Regions from separate parts of the Homo sapiens genome. Here regions 2 and 3 are each linked to region 1. A link is an interaction called in ENCODE POLR2A ChIA-PET data of the cell type or tissue named here. Cell type or tissue: PC-9. All regions are shown on one strand. Each heading gives the region's core, and the rest is flanking DNA. Links, peaks and the distances in the headings are about the cores only.

Evidence for each region. Peaks named below come from ENCODE experiments on the same cell type or tissue, not always from the same donor. Only the 100,000 strongest peaks of a DNase experiment are listed, where the experiment ranks them.
Region 2: POLR2A ChIA-PET joins it to region 1 with 6 read pairs; 2 of 35 experiments call an interaction of 5 or more read pairs at or near these places.
Region 3: POLR2A ChIA-PET joins it to region 1 with 5 read pairs; 12 of 35 experiments call an interaction of 5 or more read pairs at or near these places.

Annotation. Positions count from the first base shown.
Region 1 is chr7:7,908,090-7,914,369 of GRCh38, forward strand. All of the region lies in intron 2 of LOC124901586 (a long non-coding RNA gene), which reads right to left. It also overlaps the pseudogene CCNB2P1. Among named protein-coding and RNA genes, the nearest start is that of GLCCI1-DT, 58 kb to the right of the region's middle. In PC-9, for the core only: no CTCF peak of the experiment used is centred there; DNase peaks (open chromatin) are centred at 3,422, 3,892 and 5,592; H3K27ac peaks cover 3,777 bases.
Region 2 is chr7:7,793,125-7,799,404 of GRCh38, forward strand. The region is part of intron 2 of UMAD1 (UBAP1-MVB12-associated (UMA) domain containing 1); the gene reads left to right. It overlaps LOC105379719 (a long non-coding RNA gene), which reads left to right and starts at 3,324. Exons shown (of 2, transcript XR_001745081.1): 1 at 3,324-3,362; 2 at 3,499-3,840. RefSeq lists an enhancer at 1-31. In PC-9, for the core only: no CTCF peak of the experiment used is centred there; a DNase peak (open chromatin) is centred at 2,827; H3K27ac peaks cover 2,620 bases.
Region 3 is chr7:7,974,503-7,980,782 of GRCh38, forward strand. The region is part of intron 1 of GLCCI1 (glucocorticoid induced 1); the gene reads left to right. It also overlaps the pseudogene LOC100421597. Among named protein-coding and RNA genes, the nearest start is that of GLCCI1, 8.8 kb to the left of the region's middle. In PC-9, for the core only: no CTCF peak of the experiment used is centred there; no DNase peak of the experiment used is centred there; H3K27ac peaks cover 291 bases.

The DNA of each region.
Region 1 (6,280 bases), core at 764-5,763:
AGACACTTGGAAAGGAACTGAGTGTAGAATCCTCCTAGATTCCCCCAACCCCCTATGTGTCATGCATCATGCTCACAGCTATTTTGAAAGCAAACTAAAAAAAAAAAAAATTGAGAAGGATTCTCGCTGTGTTGCCCAGGCTGGTCTCAAACTTCTGGGCTCAAGCAATCCTCCTGCCTTGGCCTCCCAAAATGCTGGGATTATAGGCATGAGCCACTGCACCCACCCCGAAAGCAAATTTTTAATCACCCTATATTTATCCAGTCTTTCTAACATACTCAATCTAGTTTGTATGGAAACAAAAATTTGTTCTTTTTGCATTTATATTTTGTCAGTTTTCTTAACATTTATTTAAATTATATAATTAAAAAAAGTTTGGGTTCAAACACCCAAATTGAATCATGGAAAACTTCCAGCTGAACTGGTGGGGACAGAAGTATAGGGCATCTAAAGAGCTATCTGCTTGCACATTTAAAGTGAAGGGTGACACGGCATGATCTGGCAAGTCAGATATTATATTAACATAATAGATTGAAAATAGTATGTATACTTGGGATGGTTAATTTTATGTGTCAGTTTAGCTAGGCCACGGGGTGCCCAGATATTTGGTTAAACGTTAATCTTCTGTGTCTGTGACAGTGTTTTTTGATGAGGTTAATGCTTGAATAGGCAGACTGAGTAAAGCAAACTGCCTTCCATAATATGGGTGGGCCTCATCCTATCCTTTGAAGACAACATGAATAAAACAAAAAGACTCCGTAAGGGGGAACTCCTCCTGCCTGACTGCTTTGAGATGGGACACCAGTTTCTTTCTGGCTTTTGGACTTGAAACTGAAACATTGGCTGTTTTTTTAGTCTCCAGCCTGCTAAGTTTCAGATTGGAAATACATGTCACCTTCCCTGGGTCTCCAGCTTGCCAACTGCAGATCTTGGGATTTCTTGGCCTCCATAATTGCATGAGCCAATTCCTTATAATAAATCTCTTTTAGGATCTCTCTAGTAGGATAAATTGGTATATTGTTGTTTTTTTTTTTTTTTACCTTAAGAAAAACCAATAGCTTAATTTTTCCTCGATATATATTTAGAAAATTGGTCTGAGAAGAGTTTTCATGAAACAGACCAGAGAACTATGTATAAAATTAAGAGTTCTAACCCAGTAAGAAAAAGTGCAAAAATGAAGCACACATTCCCAGGGGCCACTGCAGCCTAGGACCCTCCCATCAGAGGGAAGGCAAGGTCTTTGATGGCTTTTGAGTTCAGCTGAGGGATCATGCTGATCTTCAGGAATTTGTTGCTTGCATACTTATTCTTGATGGCGATGAATTTAGTTAAGTTTTCATTTACTTTCAGCACATTTTTGGCCACGTGCTGCATGACTTCCAATACTTCATTCTGTGTGTATCCTGTATAACACTGCTGCTTTAAGTTCCATTTTCCTTGGCCCAGAACCTTCTGAGACAAGCAGGAAGCAGCTGTTGCTGCCTTAGAAGGATGATAATGCATCATATCGTAGTCAATGAGAGTCAGCTCCATCAAATATTTGGCTAAAGTGTGCTGTTCAACATCAGCCTTCCCGGCTTTTGATGCTTGCCTTAAGAAGTGTAGTGGCAAGGGTCCACCCACCTCAAATTTCAGTTCTTTCAAAATTAGTTTCCATTTCTTGGATTTGGAAACTAGTATAAGCATTGTCTGTGATGTAAACAAAGCCTTCAGTATTTGGAGAAAACATCTCCTCATACTTGGAAGCCAAGAGCAGAGCAGTAATCCAAACTAGTTGAAGCTTCCTCTGGGAAACTGGCTGAACCAGTAAAGATCAATCCATAATGGCAACACACACATACAGAGTCTCCTGAAGAAGCCTAAACTTGGAGTGGATTTGCACCAACCAGTCTACCAGGATGGTATGCTTATGTCCATTTACATCTCATCCACCTAAGACATGTGGGTTTATGAACTGCAAAATCTCCAGCTGCCTGAGGTACTGATAGATACCCTTAAATAGTCACTGCAGAGCTGAGGGTTATTCCAATCTTTGTTATCAATATCCTCAATTTTGTAGAGCAAAGCATCAGAAAAAGCTCGGCAGATGTTCTCTTCTTTCACGGAGGCATCCTCAGGTATGGGAGAAGGACCCTTTGGAGCCAACATTTCCATCTGTACTGTTTCACAGAAGCAGTAGGTTTCAGTTGTTTGTTGACATTTGTTGTTTCCCTGGGTTGAACTGGCACTTTGGTGTTCTGAGCTTTCTTAGCTACTTGTGCTGCTCTGGCTGTAACTCTATTTCCAATTTATTCTAAAATGGAATGCCTAATAGTCACATGACTCTTAGGTTTAGAATTAACTCCTGTCTCTCTGTCTCTGCATATACCCATTTACCCTATTGGTTCTGTCTCTTTGGAGAGTCCTAATAGAATACCTGACAACTAAATGCAATGTGGATCTTGGGACAGAAAGAGGACATTAGTAGAAAAACTGGTGAAATTTAAAAAGAGCCTGGAATTTAGTTAATAGTAATGTACCAGTGTTGGTTTCTTAGTTGTAACAAATGTACCATAGTAATGTAAGATGTTAGCAATAGAGGAAGTTGGTTGAGAGCTCTAGAACGCTCTGTATTATCTTTGCAACCTTTCCATAAACCTAAAATTATTCAAAAATAAAAATTTTGTTTTAAAAAATAGCATGTACCATACAATCTCTCTCTCTGAAACTGCTCCTAATTGTCTAGCTTTCTATTTGTATTTATGGATTCTATTCACCAAATGTTAGTAATCTTTACTTTGGGAAGTAATTTACTTCTTTCTTTGTGCTTTTCTGTATTGTTTGAATTTTAAAAATATATATATATATATATTACTAAAATAGTGAAGTCATTTTTTAAAACATTGGAGGCTGTTTTGAAAAGATGACTTCTAAAAATCTTCCAGAAAACTCTATGATCTTTGATTTGGTGTTATTTTTTTAATAGCACTGTCTCACCTATAACATTCTCCTTAGGCACCCAAAAATGATTTTATGATGAGGCTCCAAGATTGATACTCTGTGGCAGGACTTGAAAAATGACCAGGTTGTGTTACCATAAGAACATGTTCCTGTTTTGTTTTGTTTTCTTTTTTATTTTTCTAGTTCATTAAGGCTGCTATAACAGAATACCATAAACGACAGAAATTTATTTCTTACAGTTCTGGAGGCTGGGAAGGCCAACATCAAGGCACCAGCAGATTCAGTGTCTGGTGAGGGCCTGTTCCCTGGTTTATAGATAGCTGCATTCTCACCCTTACATGGTGGAAGGGGCAAATGAATTATCTGGGGTCTCTTATTCATAAGGACACTAATCCCCTTCATGAGGGCTCTTACCTCATGGCCTAATCACCTCTCAAAGGCCATGTCTCCTGATACCATCACATTGTGGGTTAGGATTTCAACATAAGAATGGGGTTGGGTGGGGAAGCAAACATTCTTTAAATAGCACCGACCCATACATAGCTTAATGGTTTATGTCAGTGTGTTACTATAGCTATTTGCTGGCGATAAGCATCGTAAGGAAATGAAAGGCTTTTGGTTGCAATTCTCCTGTGGTTCTGTCCAGTGAAGCAATGAGTCAGGGATTTTTATCTCCAAATCAAAGCAGAGCTCACCTTTTAGTAATTGGAGGAATTAAAAGAACAAATTTCCTAAATGTTCTATGTTCTAGTACAAATAAAATTTTTTAATACTCTGTTTATCCTCATATCTTCTATTTTCTTTGTTCTCTTCATCTTGTCTCTATGTCTCCTGATGTCCAACCTCTCTCTTTTGATCCTTTTTTCTTTTGAGTCAGGGTCTCACTCTGTCACCCAGGCTGGAGTGCAGTGACGACATGATGGCTTACTGTGACCTCAACCTCCTGGACTCAAGCCATCCTCCCACCTCAGCCTCCCAAGCAGCTGGTACCACAGGCACACACCACTAAGCCCAGCTAATTTTTTTATTTTTTGTAGAGACATTGTTCTGCCCTGTTGCCCAGGCTGGTCCAGAACTCCTCTAGGCTCAAATGATTCTCCTGTCTTGGCCTCCCAAAGTGCTGTGGTTACAGGAATGAGACACTGCGCCCAGCCTCCTTTGACTTAAAATATTAGGTCTATTGTAAATTCTCAAGGGAGCCATTTTTTTCTTTTTCCACTCTAATACTGTGAATTCTTTGCGGATGGAGAGACTGTTCTCTTCATTTCTGTTTCCCTTCACCTAGCACAGTCCTCACCCATCAAATCATGGAGGATTGTAGCCACAGCTGCAAATGGAACCCTGGAGTTTTCCAGTTCCTCCTACTCATTCAAGTTCTATGTCTCCCTTCTTCCCTTTGTTTTTCTTTCTCAGGTCCTTTTTCTTCTTGTAATGTAGTTATAGGCTTATCGCCTGTATTCTGTGCCTTCTGAATGTCCAGGCTCTAAGGTCATTCTGCTGATTATATGAGGCCAGGTCTTCCCTTTAACTTGTGCTTCTGTAAGGTAATAATCTAAGCTATACCAGTGGTTCTTAAACTCTAGCAGGCATTAGAATCACCTGGAGAGCTTGCTAAAACAGACTGCTGGGCCCACTCCTAGAGTTTCTTAATTAGTAGGTCTGGGATGGCACTGGAGAATTTGCATTTTTAACAAGTTTCTAGTAGATGCTGATGCAAATACTGATGCTGCTAGTCCAGGGACTACACTTCGTACATCGTGGATCTACATTCTACAGAATCATTGGCTGGGCTAGCTCCTCCTTTGCAAGGAGGCAAAAAGAAATGCAGATGTTCAGTGTCTAGAACTTATCCATAAAGTAAAAATAATAGGAAGAATATACATGTTTTATTTTAAACCCAAGATATAAAGGCGTTTTTTCCCTTATAATGATTATTCTTCAAATCATCTCTATACACCATAAGTAAAGTTAAAAGTGCTAAAGGAGGAAAAACTATTGATATTTCTATCAGAACACATAAAAAGGTTAATTATGGCATGCACGTCTTAAAGATCTCCTTGCCATCTGAGCCATCTCCAGAAATACTTGCCATAGAACAGAAATAGAAATGATTATATGAGTAAATTATCACCCACACTCCTCGCATGCATCATTTCATACCACAAGCCTTTTCTCTTTTCAAGGAATAATGGTTTTACATTTTACTTTGTGATGGCACTCTAATTGCTAAATATAATAGGGGCATTATGCTACAAAGTTAAAAGACTCCAAGTGAAAAGATAAGTCAAATATAGTAATTTCACACAGCCAATGATTCTTCAAAGTATGCTTCTCTTTTTTTCCAGCTGTCTCCCAATTGTGAACTCTCACAGACTCATGAAAATTGAATACTAAGGCAGAGAAAAGCTAACAGGGATCCTAGAATATTTCTAGTCCAGGAGTCTGTAACTATGATCTACTGGCCAAATCTGGCCCACCACCTGTTTTCATAAATAAAATTTTATTGGAAAATAGGCATGCCCATTTTTATTGAGAAACAGCCGTACCCGTTGTTTACATATTCTGTGTGGCTGCTTTCGCACTATAATAACAGAGTTAAATAGTTGCAACACAGACCATGTGGTCCAAAGCTGAAAATATTTACTATCTTGACCTTTACCAAAAAAGTTTACTGACTCCTGCTGTAGTTCCAGCTACTCACTGGACAGATTAGAAACCTGTCTAGAGGGAGAGAGTTGGGGAGGGCAGGAGAGAATGGAGGGAGAGGTAGCTCAGGTTTCCACATTCAAATAGAAACAGGATTGCAGAATGTGAGGCTTCTCCCTAAGCAACTCCTGTAAGAGCTTTGGTCCACTGAAAGCCAGTCACAGCTGCCCTTCATGTATTAGTAGAGAAGGGGACACTGGAGTAAGTTTGTATCTCGTTATAATTTTCAAAGAACCTCTTCAAATGTCCACCCCAAAAAGAAGAGCAGTGAGACAGAAGTGTGCTTTGATGTTAGTCCAAAGTGTTATTTATGGCATTTATTTGCACACGTATACAAAAACACATTAGCAGCCTAACCTTTGGGGCTCATTTCTAATAATGAAAAAGTCCTTTTTCATTGATGAGGAAATCATTAGGATCATCTTGTCTTTCAGAAAGTATACTAGCATTCTGTCATGTAGTATTCTCCATAGTGCCCAAAGCTTTCAGGAGAATATGCCTTATAGTGGGAATTCTTATTTCTTCAAGTTATTAGTCACTAAATTGACAAAAGTATGTGAGTGTGTGTGTGTGTATGTTTACATTGCTATTTTACATAATTTATATATCCACGTCTAAAATAAAATGATATAGT
Region 2 (6,280 bases), core at 566-5,565, 120 kb before region 1:
AACCAAGACCTTACCCCGGCTTCCCATCCTTCTCTGCAATTAGTGTCTAATATGTTTTCCCATTTAATCTTTATAACAGCCTTAGTATGTATCATTATTCCCATTTTTCAGATGAGGAAATTGAGGCACTGAGAAGTAACTTGTACAAGGTCATAGATTTGGTAGAGGATTTGGGTAGAGTTCTGTCAGATTTCAAATCCATTCTCTTTCCACAGTGCCAGGCTGCCTAGAATAATGAGTGTGACTGAAGAATGAAAAGGAGTTAATGGTGTGGCCATTCCCCTGTTCTTTCCACTACTTCACTTGGTGAATGACTAATAGGCAAACACTCCCAGAGGGTATTTGCATTTTAAAAGCGAGCTCATTAACCCTAATGAATCTCTAATTGGTGGAATTTGTGGGGGAGATATTTTTAAGTACTGGGGCTTTCTCCTGTGTCTTCAAGGTGCCTGGCTATCTTTTTCTTCTTTATAGATTATCAACTATTCTGGAATCAGAATCGTGTAGCAGAATGCAGTCACATACTGCTAGTCTGCCCCAAATGCATTAACAGGGAGTCATGAATTAAAAGGCAGCCATGAAAAAACATTGAAAGGAAAAAAGTGTGGGTTAGCATTGTCTAAAATGAATGTCCAAAAGCAAATAAATTTGGCCATATAGAGAGTCTTCCGAAGAGTCAGATGAAAAGAATATATTTTATAACCAAATTTAACTTTAGAAATGTTATATCAGCATTTCCCATGGTGTGTTAATGAAGCTCTGCAAGATGTTTAATAGGTGTCAGATGAATAAAATGGCTCCACAGTCAAATACACTTCGAAAAAAAATTTTTTTTTAAGTTTCATCACTGCAGAATTTCTTAGATGCTAAAGTGCATTAGGAAATCAACTGGAAGAGAACTTGCATTCTGAAGGTTTTTCTCATATTTTTGACCATAGAAATATTTTTTTCCATGTGAACCCCTTGGAACCAGTGTTTCATAGATTGCATTCTCAGATACAGAGTTCTAGATAAATCATCTTTAATTAAAGAAAAGAAAAAGAAAAACAGTTTTCTGTATTCACAGCCCTTTGCATGCAGACAGGCTCCAACCCAGTCCACAACAGCCCATTTCCAGTCTTGTTGGGCTCAAGGGCATGCCAATAATAACAGCCCTCTTCCCCAGATGAGATCTGGCCAATTGAGGGGAGGAAAAAGGAACAGATGGAGACCAAACTCTCATCTTTATTGCCTATAAAGCTGGTGTTGAAGAATGTGGCTTATAACAGGGAGCAAAAGGGCGTCCTAATCGGAATCCCAGAATTAGGTTGAGTGTGTAAACCAAAAGTAAGATCCTAAACCCCCACAACAGACTGAACGGACCCCCTCTGGGCCTCAAAAACTGAATTCCCCATTATGACAGGAGAGATCTTGGTATACCCCCTCCCTTTTGGAGTTTAGGAGCAACTGACTAGCATTAATGTTAAAAGAGAGATTATAAGACTGACAAAACAGACTCTTTGTAGCAGTAAGATACCAAATTGCAACCTGACACTGGTATAGGACCTCATGACAGATAGCAGACCCTGAAGGAAATAAAAATATTTTACCCTAGAATATATTTCCTTGACATACGTTGAAATGGCCCTGCAAAGCTGTCTTTTGTGGGGGAGATTACATCCGTAGAGAATCTCCTTCCCTTTCTAGATCTTTCCCAGATCTAGGAGAGATGAAATGAAAGGCTGACACCTTTAAGGTCTGAAGAGAGACGCTTAGGATATTCTCTATAGGGCTGTTACCTGAAGGCGTCATCTACTTAACAAGAACCTTGGCTTCCACAATGCCCTTTTTCTTAACTCAAGCATTTACTTCTAGTCTTTAGACAAAGCTGAACTCCTTCAACCAACTGCCAATCAGAAAATCTTTGAATCCAACTATGACTTGTAAGAACCCCTACTTTGAGATATCCCAACTTTTTAGGCTGAACCAATATATACCTTACATGTATTGACTTATGTCTTTGCCTGTAATTTCTTTCTCTCTAAAATATATAAAACCAAACTGTAACCTGACCGTCTCAGGCACACTTTCTCAGGACCTCCTGAGACTGTTTCCTGGGTCATGGACACACACATTGGATCCGAATAAACCTCTCCAAATATTTTACAGAGCTTGGCTTTTTTGTCAGCTAGTTCCACTCAGTTACAGAATATGCTGAGCTGGTCAGGCTTTTCCCCAAGTGGGAGGATGTTTCTGTGGAGGATCAGAGCAGACAGCAACATGCTGCCTGTGTTCCTTGATTCTTAAGAGAGAGGGAAGGAGAAGTTACTGGAAAGGAATCCTGATCTTGGGGAGGGTTCTTAGATCTCCTGCAAGAAAGAATTTGGGGTGAGTCCACAGAGTGAAGAAAGAAACTTTATTAAGCAAGTAAAGGAGTAAAAGAATGGCTGCCCCACAGGCAGAGCAGCTGCGAGGGCTGCTGGTTGGCTATTTTTATGGTTATTTATTGATTATATGCTAAACAAGGATGGGTTATTCATGAGTTTTTAAGGAAAGGGGCAGGGATTTCCCAGAGCTGAGGGTTTCTCTTCCTTTTAGACCTTATAGGGTAACTTCTGGATGTTGTGTAAACAGTCATGACGTTGGTGGGAGTATTGTTTAGCAGGCCAATACATTATAATTGGCATATAATGAACATTGAGGATGACCAGAGGCCACTTTCATCACCATTTTGGTTTTGGCTTCCTTCTTTACTGCATCTTCATTTATCAGCAGGGTGTTTGTGATGTTTATCTTGTGACCTCATATCCCATCCTGTGACTAAGAATGTCTAACCTCCTGGGGATGTGGCCCAGCAGGTCTAAGCCTCATTTTATCCAGATCCTATTCAAGATAGAGTCACTGGTTCAAAGGCCTCTGACAAGGGGACAGAACCACTTGTGGCCAAGTCCTCCCAAATGCAACAACCAGTGGACAGGAGAGTGGAGAGAGGCCTGGAGTGAATGTTAATGGAATTTCCTCCATGTTGAAGGAAGCATAAGGCAAGTGACCTCACAGGGTTAACAGGAATTCTGAACAGAAATATATAGATATACTTAAGCATTCTTCTGGCTGTACTTTGACCCATTTCTATTTTCTTTCTTTTTTTTTTTTTTTTTTTTTTTTGAGATGGAGTTTCGCTCTTCTTGCCCAGGCTGGAGTGCAATGGCATAATCTCGGCTCACCACAACCTCCGCCTCCCAGGTTCAAGTGATTCTCCTGCTTCAGCCTCCCGAGTAGCTGGGATTACAGGCGTGCCCTACCGCACCCGGCTAATTTTGCATTTTTATTAGAGACGGAGTTTCTCCATGTTGGACAGGCTGGTTTCGAACTCCCAACCTCAGGTGATCCGCCTGCCTCGGCCTCCCAAAGTGTTGGGATTACAGGCGTGAGCCACCGTGCCCGGCCGACCCATTTCTTTGTAACCAAAATTTATGTAACACCAGATACTGACCATTTGTATCCCCATTGTTCCTATAGATAGGATTCTGGTTTTCGTTCAAGATAGTGTCCCTGACACTAGAATCATAAGCTCTTGGTGAAGAATTACTTAAGCAGATCCTGGATTCTAGTGGAACAACTAACACCAACCAGTTTAAAGACCCCCACAGAGGAACCAAATCAGCAAGAGAATACCGTTTCTTCATCTCCCTGCCCCATGACTTCACCCCACAATTTTCAACCAATCAGTGGTCTCCACACTTTGGCCCACTCCAAAACCCTTAAAAACCCTACCCCCAAACTCCTCTGGGGAAAAGATTTGAGCTTTCTTCATGTCTCCTCATTTGGTGGCCCTAAGATTAAAGTTCTTTTTCTGCTGCAGCCCAGTGTCTCAGTGTATTAGTCTGTTTATGTTGCTATAAAGGAATACCTGAGAAGGGTAATTTATAAAGAAAAGAGGTTTATTTTGCCTCAGGGTTCTGCAGGCTCTACAGGAAGCATGATGCTGGCAACTGCTTCTGGTCAGGGCCCCAGGAAGCTTACAATCATGGCAGAAGGTGAAGGGAAACCAGCATGTCACATGGCAAGAGTGGAAGCAAGAGAAATGCCAGACTCTTAAACAACCACCTCTCACATGGACTAATAGAGTGAGAACTCATTACCACAGGGAGGGTACTTCATGAGGGATCTGTCCCCATGACCCAAACACCTCCCAGCAGGCCCACCTGCAACATTCGAGGTTACATTTCAACATGAGTTTTGGAGGGGACACACATCCAAATCATACCACTCAGTGTATTGACTTACCACATGCATGAACAATGAACCTATTATGGTTACATTAAGGAGTGGGAACCAAGTGTCTGCCCCATCACCCACCTACCACCAACCCCTTCAGACAAGCCTCCTCTGGGTGACCTAAGTAGGTATTTGGTTCTTCTCCCATCACTGGAAATTTCTGTCCTGTCCAATTTCCTTTATACATAGTGCTCACTCTTCAGCATTATTTCTCCCCTCAACCATCCTCACCCAGTAGAATGGGATCATGATGATACTCTAATGACCATTCCTTTCTCACATCCTTATATAGCTAAAACATCATCCAACATTTTTTTTTTTTTTTGAGACGAGGTCTCACTCTGTTGCCCAGGCTGGAGTGCAGTGGTGTGATCTTGGCTGACTGCAACCTCTGCCTCCCAGGTTCAAGCAAATCTCCTGCCTCAGCCTCCCCAGTAGCTAGGGTTACAGGCACATGCCACCACCCCCAGCTAATTTTTGTATTTTTGTTAGAGATGGTTTCACCATGTTGGCCAGGCTGGTCTTGAATTCCAGACCTCAAGTGATCCACCTGCCTGAGCCTCCCAAAGTGCTGGGATTATAGGCGTGAGCCACCGTGCCTGGCCATCATTCAACTTTTTATCCCGGAAATGATGGAAGACATATATTTCTCTAATACAGACTGGAAAACTACAGGCTGCCACTTGTTTTTGTAAACAAAATTTTATTGGAACACAGCCACACACATTAGGTTACATATTTTCTATGACTGCTTGTGACTACAATGGTAGAGTTGTGAAGTTGTGACAGAGACCTTATGACCTGCAAAGACTAAAATGTTTACTATCTGACCCTTTACAAAAAAAATTTGCCAACCCCTCGTCTAAAATATAGATGAGTTTCACATCAGTCCTTTAAGTTCTGAAAGAGCTTCATTAGTATGTATATGTAGCCTTTATCATTTACTCACTCTAAATAAAAACTACATTTGAAACAAAGAAAATCGCATGGCTGTACTATAAGGATAATTTTTACATCTTGTAAAATTGTTTCCAGCCTTAAAAACTTCCTGAAAAATATGAAGGGAACTGTGTATTTGCTTTGAAGGAGCAGAAGGAAGAATAAAGTCTTGCATCAGTCAGAAGTATTTGATGTCACCATTGAAAAGGGAAGAAAACAGATAATCTATGGGGCCTATAGAAGCAAAAAGGAGTAATGAAAACTGTCTGCAGGACCAGAAGGCACAAGATCCTGCCTTCAGAGCTCCCTATCAGAGCCCTTGGCTCCTCTCTTCACACCCTGTTCCCTAACTCAGAGTCTAGTTTCCTCCCACCTTGGCCCTCATGCATTGGAACCGTTCACCAGACCACAGAGTCCCCAGAGATGTCAAGAGACTGGGTTCTGCTCCCATTGTGACTGCTTTCTATGTGGGAGACCTTGGGCAGGTCACTGAGTGCCTCTGCCCCTTAGGTTTCACTCTCCTGTAAATTGGGGGTGGGCAGAGTTATCTTACTGTGCTTGCCCAACAGTAATCAAATCTGATGTTTTTTAAAAGCCTATATGAAAGGTAAGGTATTATGAAATTGTCAGTGTTTTTGTTTTTGTTGAAATGTCTGAGTTGCAAATGAAATTTTTTTATCTATCCAAGATATAAATTAGAGTTAACTGATATTTGAAAACTTAAGTACCTTATTTCATATTTCTCATACCCATTTTTGCTTATTTATTTTTATAGTATTTAACTTTTATATGGATTAGAGAAAATATAGAAAATAACTGAATTTTTACCATAATAAAATAATTCTTCAAGGGGTGGAAAAAAAACTTCAAAAATTGTATTTCATTGTGACCCATTCTTTTCTGTTTGTTGTTTATTCAGCTTTCATTTTTATGCCTTTGTTTACAGAGAAACAATCTTGCAGATGGCAATTTTCCTTGTAATCATTTATTGTCCTATCTGAGTCATCGCCAGACATGGCATTTCAGTAAACAGTGATTCTGCAATTGCTTCCAGGCAGATGTGTTGTGTGAAGTTAAGAACGCT
Region 3 (6,280 bases), core at 566-5,565, 66 kb after region 1:
TTGGGGAAATGTTGAAGGATAATGGCGTCCTTGTGATTTTTGTTTTACTTGTGATAAGTCAGACTACATGTGAATAAGAAAATAAGGGAGTAACTGGGCTCCACAGCAGTGAGTGGAATGGAAATAAATGACAGTGTTCAACAAATGGCTAGTCGGAGAGGGTTTTCCTTAGTCTGAAATTTTAAAAAATTCTAAAAGTCTGTTTTATTAAAATGTTCACAGGTAGTTAATAATCTGCCAAAGAGTATAGTCTAATGACTTAGTTCTTCTTAATTTTAGTTTGGTCTTTTCTCCAGAACTTAACATTTCCAGACACCACTAAGATAGACTTTCTGGCAGCCCCTGTCCTAGTCTGTGTCTGGCACTGCTTTTTGTCTTCAGTATATAATTTATTCTTTTATTAAGTGTCTAAGAAGCTAAATCACTGACACTCTTTTTGTGCTACATACTGTTTAATTATTTTAACGAGAGGTTGAAAATATCTAACTTCTGGTTTCTGCCAAAAGTAAGTGGAGGAAAGGGAACACAAGTACTCATATATTGATATAGAAAGCCTAGGGAACTGATGGAAGGCAGATACTACCTGTATTTCCCTCTGCTCTTCATTTGGACCCTTGAAAGTGACCATAAGTTGACTCATCATTTGGCTATTCTGGAAGAATTTTTGTGCTTATTCTGAAAGACAAATTATAATGGATTAGCAGTAATTCTGAAAAATCTAAGGATTTTACTTACGAACAAATTGTGGAAAAGTATTTCATTGTAGCATGAACAAACATGGCAGATACCTTTAAGCAGTGTTGTTTATTCCAAGTGAATGTTACTAAGGCACATACCAAGTTCATGAATACCTCAGTGACTTCCCCTATACTATGCTGTGTCTCTAGTTTTAGGTAGGAAAGAAGAAAACATATATTTGTGTGCTAACTATATACCAAGCAATGTATACTTTGATTCAGCAAGGATTTAGGATGTGGATCTTCTCATTCCAGATCCAGTGTTCATTCCATAAGACTATGCTGTTGCTCCTAACTCAAAAAGACTCTAATGTTGATGATCAGCTGTGATTTCTAAGCTAAAAGAATGACAAAGGAATTGGTTTTCTTTTGTTTCCATGGCACTATTACGCTGTGCTGGGGTATGGTCTGACATTTTCAGAATGTCTAAAAATGTGAGACCTAGTTTGTTGAATGTAACTAAAATAAAATATAGATGGATTGGCCATTTTTCTCCATTTCTTTCTTGCATATAAGGAGAAAGAGACAGAGAGAATGTGTGTGTGAGAGAGAGAAATCCTTGTTTCTGAGATAGAGAGAGAAATTCTTGTTTCTGAAGATAGGAACATGATTGTATCTGGGCTTTCTTGTGTGTATTCAGAATCGGTACTGTCCTCGAATCACTTTGTAGTGAATATAAGTGCTTTTCTCCCCTTTTCTCTCTTCATAAATGTTAAAAGTTAATTACATATGGTGCTAAACTGATGGAAGCTTCAGGAATCACTAAACAGAGACTGGTCTCAAGTGATTGTCCCAGCAACTGGCACTAGGTTGATTCAGCCCTCCCAAAAGACAACAGGCTTCCAAGAATCTGCAATTTGTGGGTTGAACAGTGTACGTATATAACTTAATGAAGTCCACCATCGTATACCTTAATGATGGCTCACCAAAAAGAATGATGATTTAAAGAAGCTAGTGGGCTGGGCGCAGTGGCTCATGCCTGTAATCCCAGCACTTTGGGAGGCTGTGGTGGGCAGATTACTTGAGATCAGGAGTTTGAGACCAGCTTGGCCAACATGGTGAAACCCTGTCTCTACTAAAAATACAGAAATTAGCCGGGCATGGTGGTACACCTCTATAATCCCAGTTACTCGGGAGGCTGAGACACGAAAGTTGCTTGAACCTGGGAGGTGGAGGTTGCAGTGAGCTGAGATCATGCCATTGCACTCCAGCTTGGGCAACAAGAGTGAAACTCCATCTCAAAAAAAAAAAAAAAAAAAGGAAAGGAAAAAGGAAAGGAGAAAGGAAAAAGGAAATAAAAGAAAGGAAAGGAAAACTAGTAACCCACGGTTGTGTGGCAAGGTCAGTGTCCAAAATTGTCTACCAGGTTATTAGAATTGTTAAGAAATCCTGCTGGGCATGGTGGCTCACACCTGTAATCCCAGCACTTTGGGAAGCTGAGGCAGGCAGATGGCTTGAGTTCAGGATTTCAAGACCAACCTGAGCAACATGACAAGACCTTGCCTCTGCGCAAAATATAAAAATTAGCCTGGGCATGGTGGGACACTCCTGTAGTCCAGCTACTCAGGATCCTCCTGAGTGATCCTCAAGGAGGATCACTTGAGCCCAGGCGGCAGAGGTTACAGTGAGCTGAAATCACCCTACTGCACTCCAGCCTGGGTGCTAGAGTGGGGTGTTGTCTCAAAAAAAAAAAAAAAGTTAAGAAATCCACCAACCATCTAGATGTGTTTCGTAATGAAAAGGTGAAAACTGCTACAACTTCCTGTCTAGTGTTACTGAAGATCAAATACTTATTAACTACTGACAGTAATAATTCCTTATTTATTCTCTGTAGCCATAAAGAAAACTTTTGTGAATAGTCCGTATAGCTAATTTTAACTTTTACATTACTAAAAAATTAGCTTTCTGATGAAACATTTTCTAACGTCATTACACACTTGATTGTTAAGCACAGTGAACAAGACATAAACGAACTCCTTGTGGCTTGATTAGCTTTATTAATAACTTATTGATAACATATACATAAAATTGATTACTATAGATGATATTGAGAATAAGACTGAATGAGTATTGACTGACTAGACTTGTGCTATAACTGATTCTATAAATTTGCTTTTGGGATTATTTCCTGTTTTTCTGATGAAGGTGGAGCAAAGCATGTTTGACTGAACTGGTCCTTGATAGTATAACCGGGCTGTTTTCTCTAGAACTAATTATCAAATGAAAGGCCAAAGCAATTATTTTCCAAATGGTTCCATAGACATGTCGTAGAGGCATAAATGTATCCTGGGAAATACTAGATTTGGAGTCAAGAAACCTGAGTTCTCTTTTCAGTTTTGACATTTGTCTTATGACAAGCCACTAACTCTGCATCTTATCTTCTGTGTCTTTAAAATGAAGGGGATAGACTTTTTAAGATTTTGGTTGGGTAGGGAAAAGATTGAGCTATTTAAAGGAAAAGAAAGTTTATTAGACTAGATGATTCTTAAAATTTTTATTTATTGAGCCTTTATGCCAACTAATAATCTTTGGTAGAATCCAATATAAGGTACTTTTATTAACCTCTTTTCACAGATGAGGAAATGAGGTCCTGGGAAGTTAAGTAATTTGCCCAAGGTCAGGCAGCATGCACAGGGCTCTTGTAATGCTCTAAGTCCTGACTTCAAGATAGCTGAAAGTTGTTGTTGGAACCCAGTTAGTTATGGGGCAGGAAAGTATGCACAATGTATTATCCCACTGCTTATACAGTTAAGTCATAGAAAGGCTAAATATAGCTTTGGGGCGGTGAGGGAAGAAGAGAAAGCTAAATGGGACTAGACGCTAGGGTGCATGGAACTTAAAATAGCTGTAAGTATCCCCAGTAATTATGCCATCATTGGGCCTTCCCTTTGGTCCCTAAAGGACCTATCACTTTGTTTAGACAGAATTTAGCATTTTATTTTTAAAAACTTCCTTTCACATGAAATTTCAAAATCTGGGTAGAATAAGGTCTCTTTTTTGTGTATTCATATTTGGCAATGTAAACTTTAAAAAATCTGCCCATTTGTAATGTATTATAAGGCTACCTTCAGCCCCATAATTATGATTCTCTACATTTATCATCCTTTGATATTTTAGCAACATTTAACATAGTATCTTTTTATACAACACTGTCATGGCAAAGCAATGCACACTACCTTAAAAAAATTATTTATATGTACTTGGCTCTTTCACTTCTTTTAGGTTTGTTGATGTAATATAGAAAATAAATTTTAATCTCTATTTTAATAATTTCTTCTGGGGTGTTTTGGCATTTTTTCAATGTCATTTGTGCTTACTATAAGTTCTGCATAGTAGTTAATGTGGAAACGATTTTCTTTTATAAGTAACATTAGAAATTGTGTTTATTGTTAGGAGAGCAAAAGTATTATATAGAGTCTTTGTGATGGATAAAGTTTCTCATAACATTTCTTCTGTAATTATATTTACTTTTCTAGTTAAATATATCAGTTGTACATTGAATTAGTGAAGTGTAATGCTGGTATCTTAGAAGATAATAAAAACAGTAGGACTCAGTGGCTCAGGGTTACATCAAGTCTAGCCATATGGAAACTTTACTATTCCTCATACAAACTTGTGAAGTGATCTTTCTATGAAGGTACAAAAATATCATAGTAAAATATAGATTGGTTTATATTAGCTAATTATAAACAAAATGTATTTATAATATCTTTCGAAGTTTTGTAAGTGTCATTTTATTTCTTCTAAAGTATTCTTGGAGTTACTCTGACACATTGACCTTAAAAGAATCAATCAACAGTCCTCTTCCTGCTTTATGTCAGATCATTTAAGTGTCTAGGACTTAACTAAACTGGTGTTGGCAAACATTGCTAAATGCAGTTTCATTAGTATTGCAAAAGTGAGGATTTAGACTGTGCTCAGAGATTAGATTTTTGAAAAAAGCTACAGTATTCTGCAATATTTCGATCATAGAGCTTAAAAAGTGTATTTCAAAGGTCTATTAATACTTTACATGCCAGAGTGACCTCTTAGTTTGTAAAAAAAACGCATTCAGGGAATTGCATTTGCTCACTTTTTATCTTTTTAGGTAACAAATAGTGGGTCAAATTCTTAGCAGATTTTAAATGAGTTATCCTTGTTCAGAAATATGCTATTGTCACTGAGTTTTAGATTTTATATATGAATTGTTTATTTCTAAGTTAGCTTGAGCTTTTTCTGGTGTTCTGTTTTGAAGTTGCCACTCTGTTTATGTGTATTTTTCTTTCATTAGATGAAGCTTGAAATATTAATTGGTTCATCCTATGGTTTCTATAACATACTTACATCTAACGTATCTTGCTGCCTTTACCTATTATAATATTATACTATAGTTTAGCCTAGGATGATGTCACTGGCCCTTTCTTTCTATGCATACATATACATTAGTGCAGAAGTCTGAACTGTATTGTTGAATGTGGCTTCTTGTGTAGTAATGTAGTAATATGTAGTAATAATACTGTGTAGTAATCTTGGGCAGTGATGCCTTGTGAGGCTGTTGAGATAAGGAGGAATTGGCTTTGTCTAAATATCTGCTATTGCTGAGCTAGAATGGGAAGTGACAAACTTTTCATGTGTTATGTCACCATTTACCTGAAACTTTGGTTGAATGCAGTGACCCATTTTTCTTTCTCTTCTTTTATTTTTTCTTTATCTTTCTGTCTTTCTGTCTTTCTTTCTGGCAGTGTCTCGCTGTGTCACCCAGGCTGAAGCACAGTGGCACAATCTTGGCTCACTGTAACCTCTGCCTCCTGCCTCAGCCTCCCAAATAGCTGGGACCATGGGAGTGTGCCAGCACACCTGGCTAATTTTTTGTATTTTTAGTAGAGATGGGGTTTCGAACTCCTGGCCTCAAGTGATCCACCTGCCTTGGCCTCCCAAAATGCTGGGATTATAGGTGTGAGCCACTGGACCTGGCCCTATTTTTCTTTCTTATAATCAGACTTTACCTATTTTCAGTTTCTATTGACTTTTAGTTTTTGCCTTAAAGAATATTAGTGACCTCACCAGGGCTTATAGCTGAGGAGAAGTGGGTGCCATGGCGGTTCTACTGGAGACTACTGTGGGCAATGTGGTTGTCAATTTGCACACTGAGCAGCAGCCTTGCAACTGTGAACTTTTTGAGAGCAGGTACCACAGTTTAATGGCATTTGTGATGGCAGTGCCAAGCATCTAGAAGGTACTCGCCTGCTTTAATTTCTTGAGATATTACAAAATAAAATATTACAGTTATTGCCTTATTCACAGTATACAAAGGTATTTTATCATACAAACTGTTGATCCTACAGGGACTGGTCATGGAGGAGAGTCTATTTTTGGCCTAGGATTGTATGGTGATCAAGCAAGCTTTTTTGAGACAGAAAACGTCCCAAGAATTAAGCACAAGAAGAAGGGCACAATGTCCATGGTGAATAATGACAGTGATCAACATGGATCTCAGTTTCTTATCACTACAGGAGAAAATCTAGATTACCTTGATGGTACCATACAGTATTTGGTGAGGTGAC